3 separate regions of the Homo sapiens genome follow, and all the other regions are linked to region 2. The links are chromatin contacts, found by Hi-C or POLR2A ChIA-PET in ENCODE. All regions are on one chromosome and are shown on one strand. Each heading gives the region's core, a stretch centred on a gene start or an enhancer-like site at or near the end of the contact. The rest is flanking DNA. Distances are from core to core; before and after follow the strand shown.

Region 1 (2,700 bases), core at 188-2,687, 140 kb after region 2:
AGAACAGTGACAACTCTGTGCCGTCTGCTGTGCCCAGTTCTCAGTCTCAGAGCCCGAGGACACAGGCAGAGCTGAGTCTCTATGGATATAGTGTCCACAACGATGAATATGGGAGATCAGTCTACGTTGCTCTCATGAGGTAACAGGTGTGTGGGCTGTGGCCAAACAGTCTGGGTTCAAATCTCAGTTCAGTCACTTCTTTGGGGCTTCTCTCCCTTCTCCAGTTTCCTCCAGTGCCCCAAAGTACCTGCTCTGAGGGTTGTTATGCAGATGGAGTGAGTGAATACATGTCAAGTGCTAGAATAACACTGGGTGCCTGGACTGCACACAGTAAGCAGTGGGCACTAATTCTTTTCACTCTTTTTCTATTCACCTCATAAGATCCTCAGAAAACCATTCAGGAAGAAAGTGGACTTCAAGGAGATTCAGTTATCATTACTGTAGCAAATGGTGATTTAGTACTTAGATTAACATCCACAGATTAATTGCTTAATCTTCACAACAGCAACAGTCATTTCCCCCATTTCCTCTAAAGAGGAAGATATTGGCCTAAAAAAGGGAGGACCTCAGATTCTTTTCCTTTTTTTCTTTCCTTTTTAATTTTTTTTTTTTTAAACAGGGTCTCCCTCTGTCACCTGAGCTGGAGTGTAATGGCACGATCATGGCTCACTGCAGCCTCAAACTCCCAGGCTCAAGTGATCCTCCCACCTCAGCCTCCCAAAGTGCTGGGATTAGAGGTGCAAGCCACGCGCCTGGTCCAGGACCTAAGATTCAAACTCAGTTCTACCTGACCCAAATCCTGGCAAGAAACAACACAAGACTTTTTTCAGGTGGGAATTTCGAAAACACCATTAGGACCAACAAGTGACTTTTTGAAAATATTCTACTCAACAACAGGAAGCAGAATAAAATATTTAAAATTACCTGAAGAGTAAACACAACCTTCACTTTTTTAAATTATGTTTTTAACAGGATTAATTCTTACCTGCTACTCGTATATCACAGGCTAAAGCCAGTTCAAGACCACCACCTAAAGCGAGTCCATCTATTGCTGCAATTGTTGGTACTGGAAGATTAGCTGAAATGGAAAGAAAATTTTATGCTTCCTTAATAAGATTATTATCTCACTGTGTAATTCATTTTTAATTTTTTTCTGTGAATTTATGCTTTAAATGGGAGATCATATACAGACTTTTGTATCCCTTTTACCTTTAACAAAATATAAGCATTTCCATCATTATTCTTCAAAACATTATATAATTACTGTATAGTGTTCCATCACATGTATGTGCAATATCTTTAAATCTTCCCATATTATTGAATTACTTTCATAAACATTTTTTGTTGAATTAACAGAATCACAGTTCTACGATTTCTTAATCTTAGAGCCAGAAGTCTTTCACAAGATGTTTGGTTCATACAAAGTTCAAATTGAAATGACTTATACATAATTGTGAAATTTATGATCCTTTATGGGCTACTTCAGTGCTTGGAATGACAGAGTCTCATTCAAAGAAAGACATCTGCTCAAACAAGAAAGAAACTGTCCAAGTAGTTGCTGTGGCATTGGCCCGTGAGCTGTCATTTAGTGAGGAGCCCTAACATTATGAATGGGAGCTGGAAAACAATCAGGCTCTTCCACTTCAGAGGCAAGATGCCCTGAGAACCTGCTCACAAGCATGCCTGGAAAGGGGTCAGCCAGTCACAGAACTAAAAGCTCAACTTGCTTGAATCCAGAAATTGAGTATTATTTTAATACAACTTTTGTAAATTATGACATACAGATTTCATTTTCATAACCAGTTCAAAAAGTGACTGGTTTTATTAGTTATTCTGAAAAGCAGAACTCTATTAATTTTATTTCTGACTATGGGAATGTGAAGCAAGGCTGGCCAATGTTAATATATAACAGAAAGTGGATTTTAAAAAGGTAATATCGGCCGGGCGCTGTGGCTCACGCCTGTAATCCCAGCACTTTGGGAGGCCGAGGTGGGAGGATCACCTGAGGTCAGGAGTTCAAGACCAGCCTGGCCAACATGGTGAAACCTCATCTCTACAAAAATACAAAAATTAGCCAGGCATGATGGCGGGTGCCTGTAATCCAAGCTACTCAAAGAGGCTGAGGCAGGAGAATCGCGTAAACCCAGGAGGCAGAGATTGCAGTGAGCCAAGATCGTGCCATTGCACTCCAGCCTGGGTGACAGAGTGAGACTGTCTCAAAAAACAAACAAACAAACAAAAACAATAAAAAGGTACTATCCCCCAAAATCTCTCTCTTCCATTCTGATATGTAAAATCCCCCAGAGGCTCACTCCTTGACTCCTTTTAAAATATACAAATTTGCTGAAGTACACTGAGTTTTATTCATAAATAAAGGAATTCATCACTTATTGAAGATCAAGTCTGAAAAGGCCAGGAAGGAGCACATATACACAGCTGCCGCCTGAAGCACTCCCAGAAGAGCAGGCGTGGAAGGGGCTTTTGCACAGGCAGTATTTCACTATCTGTACCTGTCTGAACATTTAGGGGTTGGGGGTGGGGAGGGACTTGAAAGGACAGGACAAATTCAAAATGTGCTTTCCAGAACACTTAGTGAAAAAAATAACAGCTATGTCAGGGTTTGCAGTCTGGAAATGAGTTTAATGTGCAAACAATATCTAGTGAATTTTATCTGGAAAAAAGAAAAGAAAAATCAATAAA
Region 2 (2,700 bases), core at 155-2,654:
CTCCTTTGCCATCTGCAGCTGGACTAGGGGTCTTGGATTGCCAGGGAGGCTTCTGTGAAGTGGGCTGAAGAGAGCCCTTCCTCACTCGGAAGGCACAGCACAGCCCCGCCGCATTTATAAGTGAAAAGGGAGACCCCACTGTGATGGGGATCCTTCTGCCATTCCCCCAAGACCCCGGGATTGATGAGAGGCATTCAGAACTGCAAGGGGCATGAGGGGGCTGTCATGTCCTTGTCTGGGCGGCCTCCCAGGCTCAAATTGCTGCCTGAGAACAGGTGGCAGAACATTCCTGAATATTTAACCCTTGGCTCGCAAGAGTGCAGGAATGACAGTTCTGTGCCTGAGGAAAAGATTCGTGTCACTCGCACCTCACTTAGGACAACTCGTGCTTTACAGAAATTTACTAATGTTAAAGAATGATTTGTGGTTTCTTTGCTCAAATACAGGAAACTGACTTTTCTCAAAAATGAACTCTCCCTACCAATCTGCACCATGAAATTATTTCAGCAAACAAAAAATAATGGTTGCCCATCACCGCACACTGCGTGTGACTCAGCCATCACTCACAGGCAAAGAAGGGTGTTCTCTCCTCTCCCTGTCAGTTACTAATTCTCTGTAAATGACCATTTGACATCCTGGCCGGGGAGGATTCAGATCAGAGATGACTTCCCCACTGCCACAAAGTATGGTTCTGGGAAGGACAACCAGCCCCAAGGCCACGAAGATTCTGAAAAAGTTTCTTCTCATTTGAAGTCCAGTATTTCCTCGGCCCCATTTTTCTGTTAAACAATCCTTTTCCCTTGGAGATTGCTAAAGCTTAGCTCCAGGGCCAGCCTAAGCTCCAGCAGAACTGGGAGCGTCTCCTGTGTCTACATAGCTCCCTTCCCTCCTGCCTTCCTACTATCAAAGGAGAAACAGCGTGTAATTTGATTTTTTCCCCTTCTCCTCACTTGCCATACTGTGTTCTTTGCCTGGGCCTGTGCCTCTCCTTGCAGAGGCTGTGGACAGGAGCACCGAGAGCCACTTCCTGGAGCATGCTCCCCACCCCCGCAGCCTGTGGCTTCAGCCTCTGCTTCTGCAGACAGCGGTGGAGGAAGTCAGGACTGTCCCTTCTGACCTGAACACCTACCTCCAAGTCCTCCCTGTCGCCACAGAGACCCGGCAATGCAAGTGAGTCCTGTTTGACCTCGTCAATCATCGCAGACTGTAAAGGTGACTCGGATGCTCAAGAAACGAGCATACCCAGCAGTGGGCCCCAGACTTCTCGCAGGCCCAGGTCCTCCTGGGTGCACAGAGACCTACCAGACAACGGTCCGGCTGCACTGGTGTTGTGAGATGCCTGTGTCAGAAGACACTGAGTTCCTCACTCGCCTCCTATCATGCCGATGATCACAGGAGAAAGAGCAGGGCACATGCATGCCAGCATGCTGAAGGGAGGCCAAAACCCATGCTTGAAAACCACAGGTCCTGTTCTAGGAGCAGGAGATATATTTAGCCAAGCAGGATGTTTGTGGGTAAACCAACATTTTGCTGTAAATAAAATTCTGCAAACTCGGGACTTTGAGAATTGCAGAAGCTTACTTTGCCTGCGTATTGGCAAGAGAGCTATTTTCCTAACACAAGCTCACCATGACCCTCATTCAGAGATGCGCTTGACGCCGAGGGTGGTGCCTTTTCGCTAAGGGGTGCTGTCAGGGGATTGAGTAGGAGCCTGAAGAGCTAGGAGTATCTTCTCCCTGGGCAGACCAGCAGGCAGACCCTGTCCCTTCACACTACAGTGGCACGTGATGGGCCCCACTGCCCACCTGGTTCTGGTGTCCAGGCTGAAGTCCTCGTGTGACACTCCAAACTGTTCTGGCAAGGAAGGCTCACGGGTTCTGACCTACACTCTGAAACTGACCAGTAGTGATAAACTCCGCATGGACTTCAGCCATCATTGCGTACGTAAGAAATACGTGTTGCACACAGAGTGCTTCTCTACATTCCCAGGTTTGCCACTCCCCGACTTTTGCTGAAGCAGGTTTCTACTCCATCAGTCCCACAGATGTGTTCACAGGGCCAGCACTGAGTGTGGTGCTGGGGAAGGCATGTGCTTGGAGGCAGCCCTGTGAGATGGCACAGCCTAGGGGAGGAGTCGTGGTGGGGAAGACCCTGGCCACGCATGATAGAGGAAGCGTGGCCACACAGTCTTTGCTGTCCCTGCCACAGCATGGTGCTGTAAGTCTCCTCCTTCCGAGTCTGTGCAGACTTATGTGACACATTTGACCCAACAGAAATGCAGCATTTGTGGTGTGTGAAAGTTCCAGACCAGGCCACAGCGAGCTCCGTGGCTTCGGCTGTGTCTCCTGGAGCACTTGCTCTCAGGACCCCCTCTCTCAGAGCCCAGGCACCACGCCGTGAGAGAGCCCCAGCCACAGAGACAGGCTACGTGTAGGTGCTTTCATCAAAGTGCCACCTGTGCCTCCCCGCAGCAGTGTCAGGCCACCAGCTTGGACAGGCAGCTCCAGCCTCCAGTGGAGGCTTCAGAGGACAGCATCAAACAGCATCCACAAAGGAGACCCACCTTGTGAAAAGCGCCTAGCCAAGCCCTGCCCAAATCCCTGGCCTGTGCAATTGTGAGCAAAGCAATTCAATTTGGAGTGGTTTTATGCTGCAGTAGGTGACCAAAGCACTATGGAAGTGAATATCAGGAGCCCCTCA
Region 3 (2,700 bases), core at 28-2,527, 230 kb after region 2:
TCATCTATCTGCAAGCCAAGGAGAGAGGCTTCAGAAGGAGCCAACCCTGCCAACACCTTATCTTAAACTTCTAGCCTCCAGAACTACAAGAAAATAGATTTTTTGTTGTTTAAGCCTCCAGACTGTGGGACTTTGTTACAGCAGCTCTAGAAAACCAAAAGAGCCACAAATACTCATATATAGTATGTCTTCATTCTAATGGTACATTAAAAAAAAGATTACTGCCTCATATTGATGTTTAACCATGTGTTTGATGTTCCTGCTTTTTAACTTTTAAAGATTCTTTTATAATTCCTTGCATTTTACCCTCAGAATAATCCAATGCATTCAGAGAAATCAGGTATTCTTATTTTACAAGTGAAGAAACTGAGGCACAGAAGGATTAAGTGACTTGACCAAAGTCTTCTAGCAAGTGGTCTCCTGAACCGACAGCCTTTCTATGTACCACATTCAACCTATCAAATGGAGTATTTCACAATAACTGTCTCTGCTGGTGCTTATTTCCACATAGGTCACATTCATTCAGCAAACATATTGAGCAACTAGTTTGTGTCTGTCTTTCTTAGGAGTTGAGGAGACAATGACGGAGAGGACACAGTCCTGCTTTTGAGGAGCACATGGTCTAGGTGTGTTGACAGACACATGAACAACATTTTATATAATGTGAGAAACACTATAATCACAGCATGAGTACGGCATTGTAGGGACACCACTGAGAATGTCTTTACAGATGTGGTAGAAACTGAGTGGGTCTTGAAGAATTCAAAGGAGTTTGTCAGACAGGGATGGGGATTCCCAATGGAAGAAGCTTCATGTGCAGAGGCCCAGAGTTGTGCAAGGTGGGAACAAGGACGCTGAGGATGGAAAAGAGATTGGAGTGTGGCAGTGCAGGGAGGGGGAGATTTCATACTTGTCTACTAAAAACGTTAGATACCTTTAGCTTTATGACAAACTCACTGTTTTGTGGTTCTTCATTTTTCACTAGTTTCACCAAGACAGACTTTTTTGGGGGCCGTTCCTATAGATCTTACTTCTCACATTTTAATGAGTATGATGTATCACCTGGGGATTTTGTTAGAGTGCAGATTCTGATTCTGAGAGGGGCCTGCTAGTCTGCATTTCTAGAAGATTCCATGTCAGATTCTCGCTGCTGGAGCCTGGACCACACTTTGAATAGCAAAGCTTAGTCTGTAAAGTAAGAAATCAGAAGATTGGGTTGACCACATTTGTATTTTAGGAAGTTAAACCAGACAAACATGTGTAAAACTGGTTGTAAGCGACTTGCTGCTGCAAGTCACAAAACAAAAGTTCTGCGGATATGTATCCTGTGGGTTATGACTCATTTCAGGAATTCCTCAAATGGCAAGAATACCTCAAAGATTCATGAAATATGCATTATTTGAATGTACTATGTATGTTTCTTCCTAATTTAATACTTTAGTCCTAGTATAGAAGTGGAATTTTAGTAGAATTCTTATAAGTAAGTAGTATGTTTCAATTACAGGATATCTACAGCAAAAAATAAAATGACTTAAAAATAATACAAATAAAACCAGCAGTAGTTGACTTGGTGCCATCTTTTCTCAGGAACGTGAGTAATGACTGGGTCCCATACATGGAGAACAGATTGCTCCACGCAAGGCCTATTAGAAGTTAACACCAAAGCAGATGTTCTTGAAGCTACTGTTACCATTATAGATGCAAATCCAGACAAGCTGTTCCCATTTTATAGGAAAAAAAATGTAATAATAAATTACCATACTTACCTTAATGGCTTAATAAGAATTCATTAGTGAGCATTCATAAAAGAGGATAAGAAGTTTAAAAATGTACTGCTTAAAATAATTAATACTTTTATCACATCAGAAGCCTAAGACATAGTAAGCAATAGCAGATGGTAATTTTAATATCTTACAAATATCATGAAGGCTGCTGGAACCCAAGGTAGAAAACTGCAAAATACAATGACTTTGGGGTCAGTTGTAATTATAAAGAAGCTCAAAGGTCAGAGACCAGATGGAATCCCTCTCAAGTTTAATCCAGAGATGTTTCTCACAAAGAATTTAATAGGTGATTGCTTTCCCTCAAAGCCTATTTGAATGCTAGCCCTGAAAGAATTTACAAATTTTAAAGGGGGAACTTGGCCGGGCACGGTAGCTCACACCTGTAATCCCAGCACTTTGGGAGGCCTAGGAGAGTGGGTCGCCTGAGGTCAGGAGTTCGGGACCAGCCTGGTCAACATAGTGAAACCCCGTCTCTACTAAAAATACAAAAAAAAAAAAAATTAGCCTGGTGTAGTGGCACATGCTTGTAATCCCAGCTACTCAGGATGCTGAGGCAGGAGAATTCGCTTGAACCTGAGAGGCGGCGGTTGCAGTGAGCCAAGATCACACCATTGCACTCCAGTCTGGGCAACACAAGCGAAACTCCGTCTCAAAAAATTATAAAATAAAATAAAATACAGGGGGATCTTATATTCTTTGGCCTTATATTCTATAAGGAGCTTTCTGGTGCCTTGAATCAACACAATTCCTGATGGATTCAAAGCCAAACTTTATGTAGTTTCCCATTGCCTCATTAAACTGCTCAGTGGTAGAAGCTTTTTCCTGTCCACTGGAAGAACACTAAGGCAGGCTATGACTTTCCTTGTTCATTTTTAGGTAATAAACAAGTCTTAGGCATGTTATAAGACAAACATAG

Evidence for each region. A loop is a pair of places that touch in the nucleus more often than their neighbours do. ChIA-PET counts read pairs that join two places held with the same protein, here RNA polymerase II (POLR2A). Pooled maps may share reads with other maps.
Region 1: a map of CD14-positive monocyte shows a loop between it and region 2 (2.0-fold over the local background). The contact joins the enhancer-like site here to the promoter of LINC02937 in region 2. A Hi-C loop is called at or near these places in 1 of 168 maps with a recorded cell type or tissue (CD14-positive monocyte), 3 of 37 single-sample maps with no recorded cell type and 6 of 50 pooled maps. POLR2A ChIA-PET finds 5 or more read pairs at or near these places in 2 of 52 experiments (activated CD4-positive, alpha-beta T cell and activated CD4-positive, alpha-beta memory T cell).
Region 3: a loop to region 2 is called in a pooled map, with 3 times the contacts of the local background. The contact joins the enhancer-like site here to the promoter of LINC02937 in region 2. A Hi-C loop is called at or near these places in 2 of 37 single-sample maps with no recorded cell type and 9 of 50 pooled maps. POLR2A ChIA-PET finds 5 or more read pairs at or near these places in 4 of 52 experiments (MCF 10A, activated T-cell and activated naive CD4-positive, alpha-beta T cell).

The regions. Positions count from the first base shown.
Region 1 is chr9:91,296,999-91,299,698 of GRCh38, forward strand. AUH (AU RNA binding methylglutaconyl-CoA hydratase) reads right to left here. Exons shown (of 10, transcript NM_001698.3): 5 at 986-1,078. Among named protein-coding and RNA genes, the nearest start is that of AUH, 64 kb to the right of the region's middle. Within about 2 kb of position 1,438, at least 3 of the 41 ENCODE cell types and tissues checked have a DNase peak (open chromatin) inside an H3K27ac peak, as active enhancers do; they include CD14-positive monocyte, where a contact is called at or near this core.
Region 2 is chr9:91,161,876-91,164,575 of GRCh38, forward strand. It overlaps LINC02937 (long intergenic non-protein coding RNA 2937), which reads right to left and starts at 1,405. Exons shown (of 6, transcript NR_184105.1): 1 at 1,130-1,405. The region is part of intron 2 of LINC00484 (long intergenic non-protein coding RNA 484); the gene reads left to right. RefSeq lists an enhancer at 1,365-1,414.
Region 3 is chr9:91,394,699-91,397,398 of GRCh38, forward strand. No RefSeq gene overlaps it. Among named protein-coding and RNA genes, the nearest start is that of NFIL3, 28 kb to the right of the region's middle. Within about 2 kb of position 1,278, at least 5 of the 41 ENCODE cell types and tissues checked have a DNase peak (open chromatin) inside an H3K27ac peak, as active enhancers do.